Linked DNA regions of Mus musculus: region 2 is linked to region 1. A link is a contact called in ENCODE Hi-C or POLR2A ChIA-PET data. All regions are on one chromosome and are shown on one strand. Each heading gives the region's core, a stretch centred on a gene start or an enhancer-like site at or near the end of the contact. The rest is flanking DNA. Distances are from core to core; before and after follow the strand shown.

Region 1 (6,131 bases), core at 410-2,909:
GGATCAGAGATTCTGCAGAGACTCAAGTGATGTTCTTTATCCTTACCCCCAAAGTGATCACTGATTGGTGAATAAAGATGCCTTCAGCTAATAGTTGGGCAGAAGAGAAATAGGCTTGGTGGGGAGGTGTGTCAGAGAAGAACCCTGGGGAGAAAGAAGGTGGAAGAAGAGGAAGCCACCATGAGCTAAGAGTCTTCGATAATGGCCATGTTGGCTGGCTAATTGGAGTTCAAAGCAACCAAAATAAAACATGGCAAAATATAGTGGGATTAATAGTTGGGAGATAGACATACTAATAGCATAGATGATATATACATTCCTAGTACTAGGGCTGATAAAGGCATATTATGAAGATTGTGTATGTCTTTTACCTTGAAAGTGAATAATCAAAACCTGGGTAGAAACAACAGTTGAGATTATATGTTTTCCACACCACATTGCAAGCAAGTATAAGACATCTATGATAAAAGAATCAAGTTTTTGAAGACAGAAATTAAAGAATATACTAGAATGTGGAAAGATCTCCCAAGCTTGTGGATGAGGAGGATTCACATAGTAAAACTGGCCATCCTACCAAAAGAAAAATATATATTCAATGCATTCCTTACCCAAATACCAGCTTCTGTGTTATAGACCAGAGTGATAAAATGATGTGTCAGACACAAATGCCCTTTCCCTTGAGAATTCAAGTATTATTACGTCCATTTTCCTTACCGTTCTGATTCTGACCACGATTCCCGTCTGCATGGAATTTTAAGTACTATAAACTCACGTCAGAAGGCATTTTATTTTTCCTGGCTATCAAAATTCTGTTGTGCTATCACTGTATTTTTGCTTACATGAACTGGGGCTGACGCTGATGTTTTCATTCATGTTATGGTTGTCAGACTATTTGTAGGAAAATATTTGTGCAAACTATTTGCATTATCTATTTTCTTTGCTATTGTGGCCATGACAAATCTCTTGGAGTTTAACTTTATCAGTGCTTTCCAACTGCCCTGTTGTACACCTTGTTGTTTCCACAGAGTGACCGTTGTCCCTGGAGCTCCCCAGAGAGCTTGCAGAGCACCCTCCCACCATTCTCTGTTCCATCTGTCTTTATCCACATTTTCATCTCAGTGGTCCCTCTTATACTTCATGTATGCTTTGATACATGCTTTGGAAGGAAGCCAAATTTTGGGACTCATTTTTAGTTTTGTGTGTTGGGGTGCAACATAGAAATTGGAATTTATCTCTTAAAGTCTTGTCTCTCTGGCCTCTTCCTCCCTTGTTCCTTCCTCTGCCCTCCATTCCTTTCCACCCTCTCTCCAGGAGGGCAAGGCCAGTCTCCACTTACCTACTCTCTCCTTCTCTCTGTCTTTCTTTGCCTCCATTACTCTCTTAAAGCCCCACCCCATGCCCTAAATAAACTCTACTCTACACAAAAAAAAAAAAAAAAAAAAAAGAATTTAGGGTCTAGGTTATATTTTGCTGTGCGATTGTAGCCTAGGAGGCTAGTGTCCAAAGGTAAGAAGTTAGGCTGCCTCTCTATTATCTGAGGGTTTCAGAACTCACTCTCAGATGTCAAGAGTTCAGCTTCCTATGGAACCAGTTTTTTTCTAGTCTGTCAGCAAGCAGTAGGGAGGTTGTGCAGAGCAGGTCCGCAGGTGGAGCTGTGTGGCAGGAAGCTGATGACTGAGCAGGAGGGAATGGAATCCCCGGGGCAGGGATAAAGGCAAGACCAGGACATTGACCAGAACAGGAAAAAAGCAGTAGTAATTAAGGAGGGGAAAGCTCTTGCTCTCAAACTGATTTGGGGGACCACGTGACCATAACCACGGTTTATTGGGCGGGTCTAGGAGAGCAGCTCCTAAGATCCAGGCCTGAGTGACAGGAACTTCCACCGATCGTCTTTCTACCTTCCGGTTTCCGCATCCTTGCCCTTTCTGGACCCGGAAAAGTCTCCACAGACGCGGTTTTGTGACTGTGGACCTGGGAGAGTCAGCAGCGCAGCGGCGGGCACCGCAGCCCGGCGGCCCCGGAAGGTCCCAGGTCAGAGGAGCTGCGGGGCTGGGAAACGGGAGGGAGCGGAGCAGGGGGATGTTTTCCGCAGCTGCTTTTATGGATGCCGCTCTCACAGTTCTGTTGTAGATATCTTACCACTGACCAGAAGTTTGAGATCCTGTGACCTGGGATTTATCGTGATTTTTTAAAATTTATCTTACAGTTACAGGAATATTCAGTCATAAAATCACTGTTAAACCAGAACACCCTACCCGCCCCAACCCAAGCTCCCTGGGACTAAACCACCAACCAAAGAGTAGACATGCAGGGACCCATGGCTCCAGATGCACTTGTAGCAGAGAATGGCCCTATTGGTCATCACTGGGAGGGGAGCCCCTTGGTCCTGTGCAGGCTCAATGACCCAGGGTAGGGGAATGCTAGGGCGATGAGGTAGAAGTGAGTGTGTAGGTGGGGCAGCACACTCTTAGAGGCAGGGGTAGGGGATAGTGGGTTTGTGGAGGAGAAACTGAGAAAGGGGATAACATTTGAAATGTAAAAATATACCCAATAAAAAAATGGAAAAAAAAAACTTGTAAAAGGGCAGTTGCACCATCTATTTCCTAATGTGCCAATTACAAAGATAGTGGAAAGTGAATTTGTTCTTGCTTTCTTGCTTTGTTTTACTAATTGCTTATTCAAGAGAATGCCTTTGGCCCGGTTAATAGGCATCCCCAGAGAGCTTTGTATATACTATTATATGAGGAACCAGTGCAGATTTATTGAACCAAAAAATATACTTTATCGAGCCCTACTGTTATGGGTGTAAACACTAATATTTACTAAGCAGACATTTTAGTGGCCATGAACTTTTTAATCAGAGTTGTATGCAGTTTAGGATGTAAGTAAAACATTCAGAACTATGTCTTCATATGCTGAGTTCTTATGTTACTCCTTGGGTCCAGGCAAGCCCAATATTGGAGTCTCTTCGACACACTATACATTAAAATAAAGTTTTAGAAAACATCTTTTGAATAATTATGATCACTCCCCTGTATCAGAAAATTGTCTCTTTGGTTGAAGGAAAGCACTCTGCCCTCACATAGGTGGCCAAGCTGTTGTTTTTTACTCTAGGGTTTGTTATCATTCAGTGCTGTGTCAGTGGACTTCTTGTAGGAGAAATGGGAATTCCTAGACCCTGCAAACAGGGCTTTTGGCAGAGATCTCTTTTGGACAGTGCAGCAGTCTGGTTTCTGTGAGTGACAATAATTTTCTTGAAGTCTCTCTAGCTCCTCCTCAGGGTTCAAGGGAGAATGAATGTGCATGTGTCTGAGCCTACATGCTTAGAGGAAAAGAGACATTTATATTTCTGATATTTTCTCTCTCCTTCATGTTTATCCTTTTTTAGGCATCATTCATTTTTGTTCCATGAAAAGTTCTGGGTGCTTTCTGAAGACTCTTTCCCATGTGCAAGTGTCTCACTCCTCAGGTAGTTCAGCTTACCTGTGAAACTGAGAGCCCTGGATGGTGAAGAGAGGAAACTAGCAAAGATCCAGGTATGTTAGAGGGAGTGAAGAAGGGATGGGGAGGGGCTCAAATCCCAGTACAAAGAGGACATGAGATTTGTTTCGCCAGATTCTATTTCATTCTAAATATTTCTAGATAATTGCAGTGAGAATAACATCAGAATATCCCCACTGTAGGGTTTAGAAGACTTTCTATGTAAGAAGTAATTCACAGAGGCAAATGTAATTTCATTGGTTTGTATGTGAGAGATATTGTCCCCTTCCCATTCACATTCCTGATCATATCTTCCTACCAATATTAAACATTTTTATTGTTATATTCTTATGTAATGTTTAGTCAGAACACTTGATGCCTGTTATTTTTTTTTTTCTGCTCATAGAGTTTTAGAGCATTATGTAATTCCTTTAAGTTGTCTTATCTTTTACGGTTAGTTTCTCAGTTACCTAAAATAATGCCAGCAAGATTTTGATAAGATTTGTTTAGTAACTTTGCAAGGTATTAAACTCTGTCTATATTACCTTCCCACTGATACCCGCTGTAGTCTGTCTTCTTATCATTTGTGCAAGATTTGCATCCCCACCTCTCATCCCCACCCACTAGACCTACCCACTCCCTGAGGCCTCAAGTCTCTTGAGGGTTAGGTGTGGAGAAGACATTTTTTTACTCTGCAATCTTTAGTAGGTTTGAAGAATTTTTTTCTTTGTTGTTATTTTTCTTTTTTGAGACACTTTGTCTAGGTAGTCCCGGAAGTTCTGGAATTCAGAAAATAAGCCAGTGCTTGAACTGAGACATCTGCTGCCGCAGCCTCTCCAGTGCTGGGGTAAAAGGCTTGCACCACCTGGCCTTTCTGACTTGTCCTGACATGACCACACTTGAGACTTCTGCATGAGGTTTGAGAAGATTGTTCTTCTCCTGTCCTGTGGATGGTTTTCCAGAGCTGTGCTACTCAATACTGGTTTTCAGCGCCGTTCATGGTTGTCTTTCCAAATGGTAGATATTGAAGCTTATCTGCATCACCATCTATCTGCTTCCTACAATCATGTCATGATTGTTTAATACATTTGGAAACTTTTGTGAAATGCATTCATGTTGATCATAGAGTTTTCTGGAAATATACCATTTGATCTTTTGTTAATATACTTTGTTTATAAGTTGATTGTTTTTGCTTTTCCTCTTACCTACGATAATTGTTTCCAACCCTCCTAACAGCAAGTCCTTAAAAAACTTCGTTGAGTCTTACCAATTAATAGTCTTCCTTATTTTTTTAATAAAGTTACTGACGTTGTAATGGTGCATAGTGATAGCCTCAGAGGCATTGGTGGCTCTGGAGACATGAAGCATTGTGTCACATTTTTCTGTTTCTTTTAAATAGCAGAGTAATTCTCTTTTGTGTAAATATACCATATATTCTTTATTTATTCTTCTGTAGAGGATCATGTAGGTTGATTTCAATTTCTGCCTATTATAGATAAAGATGCAGTGAGCATGTTTGAGCAAGGGTCCTTGGGTAGGTTGGAGTGTACTTTGGGTATACATCCTAGAGCACTATGGGTGGATCTTGAAGTAGTTTGATTCCCATCAATTTAAGGAATTGCTACACTGATTTCCTTGGTGGCTGTGCATGTTTGCACTCCCTCTAGCAATGGAAGGATGTTTGTATTGCTCCACATCCTCTCCACCATGAGCTGTCACTTGTTTTATTGATTTTAGAAATTCTGGCAAGTGTAAGACGGGAATCTCAAAGTAATTTTGATTTGCATTTCCCTGAAGGCTAAGAGAGAAGAATATTTTTATGTGTTTCTTGGCCACTTGAGTTTTCTCCATTTAGAATCCTCTGTTTAGATTTGTAACCCATTTTTAATTGGATTATTGGGTTGTTTTCACATCTAGTTTCTTGAGTTCTTGCTGTATTTTGGATATTAGTTCTCTATTGGAAGTAGAATTGGTACAATCTTTTCCTACTCTATAGGTTTCTGCTTTGTCCCAACAATGGTGTCCTTTGTCTTTTTTGTTTGTTTGTTTGTTTGTTTGTTTGTTTGTGTTTTGTTTTTTCAAGACAGGGTTTCTCTGAATAGCCCTGGCTGTCCTGGAACTCACTTTGTAGCCCAGGCTGGCCTCAAACTCAGAAATCTGCCTGGCTCTGCCTCCCAAGGGCTGGGATTAAAGGCGTGCGCCACCACCACCCAGCAGGACCCTTTGTCTTATTGAAGCTTTTCAGTTTCCTGCGATCCCATTTATTAATTGTTGATCTCAGTGCCTATGCTATTGGTGTTTTGTCTTTTTTTGTTTGTTTTGATTTTTTTGTTTTTTAAATAATGTCTTCTCTGACAATATGTTCACTTTTCTTCCCCACTCTATCTTCTGTCAGATTCAATGTGTTTGGTTTTACATTATACCAAACACTTGTACTTGTGGTTTGTGCTGGGTTATAAGTGAATGGCTCTGCTTAGCTGCACAAAACCCGTGCTACTTTTAGGCTCCATTTTATGTTTAACTTGCCCTTAGATAGAACTTAGCCACTGAAAAAAACATCAACTTGCTCTAGGATCTGAGACATCCATAGCATCCTCTACTCCTTCCCTATTGATAGCCAATTAGCTCTTAGGAGCAAAGTTCCAAAAGGT
Region 2 (6,079 bases), core at 1,271-3,770, 53 kb before region 1:
AGAAACAGCATTCTTCACATACAAAACCAAATTAAATTATATTTGCCTCTGTATATTAATTCTTACATAGTCTTCTACTACTTACAATGGGAATATTCTGATGTTATTCATGGTGCAAATATCCAGAACTATTTGGAAGGAAATAGAATCTGGCCAAACCAATCTCATGTCCCCTTTCTACTGGGACTTGAAGCCCCTCCCAATCGTTCCTCATTCCCTCTAACATACAGGATCCTTTGCTACTCTTTCCTCTCTTCACCATCCAGGGCTCTCAGATTCACAGGTAAGTAGCACTGACTGGGCAGGGGGCCCCTGCATATGGGAAAGATTCATAAGAAAGCATTCAGAACTTTTCATGGTACAAAAATAAATGATGCGTCCTCAGGATTCGGGAGCCCATCATGGTATTCCTTATGACGTGGCTGTGGCTGCGGAACCGCCTCACTGGTCGCTATTGGCAGGTATAGGAGGTGCTGAAACATGCTCTACATTTTAAGATTTTAGGGGAAGGAAGAATCACTGCTACCTGCTGGCAGTCAGGGCGGTGACCAGAGCCTTCGTGTACGAAGTCCCACAGACTTAAGAAGCAGAACTTTGAGGACCCTCTGGATTAATCCAATTACAGCTGCCTCCCAGGAGCATGGCTTACAGTACCCCGAATTCACTGTCAACTTAATGAAGTGCCAGGTGGAGCTCAACCGGAAAGTACCTGTGGACCTGGCCATCTACGAACCATAGACGCTTAAATCTTTGGCTGCTTTGGCTAAGAGGAGGCAGCAGGAAGGATTTGCTGCAGCTTTGGGGGATGGAAAGGAGCCTGAAGGTATCTTTTCCAGAGTGGTACAGTACCACTGAAGGCTGCAGTGCTATAGAAACTGTTATAAATAAGACAGGACCAAAAGGACTGTCACCAGTAAGTCTGATTTGTATCTATTACCATTTTAGTAACAGGCCTGAGACGACAGGTGTTTACTCAGTAACACAGCCCCAAATTGTCCAGTAAAGATTGTACAAATAAAGCTTTTGCTGTGTTGAAAGTAAATAAATAAATACATAAATACATTCATGAATGATGCCTCCAAAAAGGAAACTGTGAAGGAAAGAGTAAATATCAGAAATAAAAATGTCCCTTTTAATCTAAAGATTTCATTTAACTATGTGAGATGTGAGTCTCATTCACACATAGCTCAGACACAAAGAGAGTCATTCTCCCAGGAATCCTGAAAAGAAAGCTGGAGAGACTGCAAGAAAACTATTGTCTCCCATAGAAACCAGACTGCTACACTTGTCCAAAGGGAGATCTCTGCAAAAATCCCTGTCAGCAGAGTCTAAGCATTCCCACTCCTACAGGATGTCCACAACCACAGGACTTGATGATAACAAACCCTACAATAAAAAAAAAAAAAAAAAAAAAAAAAAAAAAAAAAGCTTGGCCACATATGTAGGTGCAGAGCGCTTTTCTTCAACCACAGAGATCTTTTTTCTGATACAGGAGAGTGATCGTAGTTGTACAAAAGATGCTTTCTAAAACTTTAATCTATACTGGGTTTTCTAATCATAACAATAGAGTGGTCTGATACACTCACATAGCAATAGTGAGCTTGCCTGGCCCTAAGGTGTACCATAAGAACTCAGCATATGAAGACGCACTTCTGAATGCTTTATTTACATCCGAAACTGCATACAACACTAAAGTCTACTTAGTAAATATTAATGTTTACAATCACAACCATAGCATAACATAAAGTATATTTTCTCGTTCAAAAAAAAAAAGAATCTGTACTGGTTCTTCATATGGTTAGTATAAATACAAAGTTCTATTTAGCGAAGTAAAAGGTATTCTCTTGAATAAGCAATTAGTAAAACACGGGTGTTAGAAACATGAATACATTTACGTCCCGTATGCTTTGTGATTGACACAATAGCAAACAGCAGATAATGCAACTGCTCTATCATTTTTAATGAGTTATTTTACAACTGAATATTCTGATAACTGGAGGATAAATGAAAAAAAAAATCATGATAGACCCCCAGTTCACAGGATCTCAATTTCCCGACAACGGTAAGATAACAGAACTGTGAGAGCGGCATCCATAAAAGCAGCTGCGTAAAACACCCCGCTGCTCCGCTCCCTCCCGTTTCCCAGCCCCGCAGCGCCTCTGACCTGGGACCTTCCGGGGCCACCGGGCTGCGGTGCCCGCCGCTGCGCTGCTGACTCTCCCAGGTCCGCAGCCAGGAAACTGCGTCTGAGGAGCTTTCCGGTTTCCGGAGGAAACTGGGGCCGAAAAACCAGCGCTCAGTTCGAGTACACATGGATTACACAGGTAGCAAGGGGAATGGTGGCTTTTCACGTCATTCTGGCCTGGACATTTGGAGCTGGCGACCTAGAAGAGAACGCAGCTGGACGGACTCTACCAACGTAATTAAGGAAGTGAAAGCGGCGGGCCTGAAGGCGTTAGCGCTGTCACGTGACCGGAACCGTGGTGTCCTGGGCGGGGCTAGGGGAGCCGCTCCAAAGATCGTGGCCAGAGACTGGGAACCGCGTCCCCTTAGGTACCTGTTGGAGCCAAGTTGTCTCTACTCCCACTGCGGGCGACTTACCCTGGCCTGGTTCTTTTCGAAGGCCGTAAACTCTCCTCAGATGCGGTTTCCTGTGCTGACCTGGGAGAGTCAGCCATCAGCCGCGCAGCCGCGGGCACCGCAGCCCGGCGGCCCTGGAACCTTGCAGGTCAGAGGAGCTGCGGGGCTGGGAAATGGGCTGGAGCGGAGCAGGGGCTTGTTTTCTGCAGTTGCTCTTAAGGACGCCGCGCTCACAATTCTGCTGTGGATTTTTATCATTGTCAGGAGGTTTGAGATCCTATGAACTGGGTGTATCGTGGTTTGTTTGTTTGTTTGTTTGTTTGTTTCATTTATCTTATGGTTACCAGAATGGTTTCCGAAAATAGTGTCGTAGAACATTTGCAGTACTGTAGTTTGCACACGGGGTTCTCTTTGTTACAGCAGTTACAAAGCTTCTCGAACTTAGATTTCTTAACTCCCTTGACCCATCATTTGCCTACTCAGGAGAGAGTGGCCTCTGGCCTGGGAAATAGGCATTCCCAGAGAGCTTTGTAGATATTAGTCTTATGAGGAACCAGTACACATTTGAGTGAATCAGAAAATATACATTACGAAGCACCAAAATTATGACTGTAAACATTAAGTTTTACTGACCAAAGTTTTGCTCCCCGTTAGAGTTCCATCTTAGATGCATGCTCTCTTTGATGTAAATACAGCATTCAGACATGTGTCTTCATATGCTTAGTTATTAACATCACACCTTACGGCTGAATGAAAATGAGATGATGACTGTCCAAAGGTGTGGCTGAGGAGAAGGTTAATTGTAGGTCATGATAATGCTCAGATTAGCTGGAGAAAACAAACAAACAAACAATTCCACCATTTGAGTAAGGGTTGTTAAATACTAACCAAGAGATGGACTTTGGTCACATGCTCCAGAGCTTTATAAAGACAAACCTATAGGCCACCATACTTTCCCATGCATGAGGTTTTGCAATTTTCTCAAGAACTAAAACTCCCAGCATTCCAAGAAGGTACCTGGTTCTTGCGAAGGTGGTGCTTACACGGTATTTTTGGGTTTTACAGTATGAACCAGAAAACAACCAGAGGCCACTTGAAGAGTCCAGACTGAACTAGGTATGGGGGTCAGGGAGGGACCAAGAGAAAAACCAGGAGCCAGGAAAGCTTCTAGCCAAAAATGTCGACTTTGATGTGTTAATAGGCACTTAAGTTAGCCATTCCTCTTGTGATATAGTCCAGCCCAGTATGCATGCTGTGAGAGGAAGATGTTTTTATAGATAGAAAAGTCAGTATAGAGTTTTTAAAAATAGGAAAGCATCTTTTGAATAACTGTGATTGCTCACTTACATCAGAAAAATGTCTCCTTAGTTCAAGAAAAGCACTGTGTCCACGCACATGTGACCAAACTATTTTTTTTTGTTTTGTTTTATTTTGTTTTTATTTTTGTTTCATAGTTTGTTGTTAGTAGTTTCTCAGACTTTGGACTTCTTGTAGTTGTGAGAACACCTAGACCCTAGAGTCAGGGCTTTTTTTCACAGACCTGTTAGAGAAGTGCAGCAGCCTTGATTCTGTGGGTCAGAATAGTTTTCTTGTAGTCTTCCTTGCCCCTACTAAGAGGTCCTGGGAAAACAACTCTGCATTTGTGTGAACTGTGTATGAATGAGTCTCACATCTCATAGAGTAAAATGAAATCCTCACAGAAAACGAGACTTTGGCATGATATTTTCTCTTTCTTCCTCCATGTCTCCTTTGGACAAGTGTAACCATTTTTCATTTTTGTTTTATGAAAAGTTTCAGGTGCATTCTGAAGAATTTCTTTCCTATATACAGGCCTCCCACTGCTCAGCTAGATCTGCTCACAGCTGAGTAATAATCTACTGTGCAAATGTACTACATGTTCTTTATTTATTCTTCTGTTGAAGGTCATCTAGATTGATTCTAGTTTCTAAATATTGTGAATAAAGCTGCAATGAGCCTGGTTTAGCAAGGGTCCTTGGGTAGATTGAAGTGTCCTTTGGGTATATGCCCTGGACTGAGTAGATCTTGAAGTAGTCTGATTCCCATCAGTTTGAAAAACTGCCACACTGATTTCCTTAGTGGCTGTACAATTTTGCACTCCCTCTAACAATGGAGGGATGTTTCTATTGCTCCACATTTATATCAGCATAAGCTTTCACTTGTGACGTTGATTTTAGCTATTCTGACGATTATAAGATGGAATCTCAAAATAGTTTTGATTTGCATCTCCCTGAAGGCTAAAAGTGTTGAATATTTTAAAGTATATTTTGGCCATTTGAGTTCCCTCCATTTAGAATTCCATGTTTAGATTTGCAACCCATTTATAAATTGTATATTTGGTTGTTGTTTTTTTTTTTTTTCACAGCTAGATTCTTAGGTTCTTTTTGTAATTTTGGATATTAATTCTCTATTGGATATAGAAACCCTAGACCTCGTAGTTACTTTTCATATCCTGTTGCATCAGGAAAGTTTGTGGCCCAAGCTCACAAGCTTGAATAAAGAATCCCATGTACTTGCATCAGAATAAAATAAAATAAAAAGAATTGGTAAAAATCTTCTTACACTCTGTAGGCTGCTGCTTTCTCCAAATGATGGTGTCTTTTGCCTTATAGAAACTTTTCAGTTTCCTGAAGTCCCATATATTAGTTGTTTTTCTTAGCACCTATGTTATTTTTTTCTTTTGTTTTAAAGAACGTCTTCTTCTGTGACAGTATGTTCACTTTTATTCTCTTGTCAGATTCAATGTCTTTGGTTTTATGTTGAGGTCTTGATCCACTTGCACTTGAGTTTTGTGCTGGGTTATAAGTATGGATCCGTTTGAATTCTGCTAGATACAGACATCCAGGTTGACCAGCACTATTAGTTGAAAATGGGAAATCTTTTTTTTCATTTTGTATTTCTGGCATCTTTATCAAAAACCAGGTGGCCATGTATATTTATGTCTAGGTCTTTAGTTCATTTTCATTGATCAATGTGGCTGGTTTTCTCCCAATATTTTGAGGTTTTTATACTGTAGTTTTAAAGAAAACTTGAAAATGGCAAAGGTGAGAACTCCAGAAATTTTTTTTATTGTTAATGATTGTTTTAGCAATTTTCCCTTTTTTCTCTCATTAACATAATATTGAAGTTATCTATTTAAAAACCTGTGAAGACATATGTTGGAATTTGGATGTTACATGCCTTGAATCTGTAGATTGATTGCCTTTGTTAGGATGTCCTTTTTTAATATCTTAATCCTCTTGATCTGTGAGCATGGGAGATCTTTTCATCTTCTAAAATCTTCTTTCATTTCTTCATAGACTTGAAGTTTTTATATACAAGTCTTTCACTTGCATGCCATCAACATATTTTATATTATTTGAGGATATTGTGAAAGGTATTGTTTTCCTAATTTTTTTTTAAATCCATTTGCCGTTTGTATATAGGAAGGCTATTGGTGTTTGTGCATTTATTTTGTATTGAACTATTTTGGGGGAAATTT

What was found. A loop is a pair of places that touch in the nucleus more often than their neighbours do. ChIA-PET counts read pairs that join two places held with the same protein, here RNA polymerase II (POLR2A).
Region 2: a loop to region 1 is called in a map of heart, with 2.0 times the contacts of the local background. The contact joins the promoter of Zfp942 here to the promoter of Zfp995 in region 1. A Hi-C loop is called at or near these places in 1 of 37 maps with a recorded cell type or tissue (heart). POLR2A ChIA-PET finds 5 or more read pairs at or near these places in 1 of 5 experiments (Patski).

What each region holds. Positions count from the first base shown.
Region 1 is chr17:21,905,454-21,911,584 of GRCm38, reverse strand. Zfp995 (zinc finger protein 995) reads left to right here and starts at 1,659. Exons shown (of 5, transcript NM_001256493.1): 1 at 1,659-2,031; 2 at 3,389-3,536.
Region 2 is chr17:21,958,905-21,964,983 of GRCm38, reverse strand. Zfp942 (zinc finger protein 942) reads left to right here and starts at 2,520. Exons shown (of 6, transcript NM_001199048.1): 1 at 2,520-2,728. Zfp943 (zinc finger prtoein 943) reads right to left here and starts at 2,425. Exons shown (of 4, transcript NM_001025373.2): 1 at 2,165-2,425. It also overlaps the pseudogene Gm7805.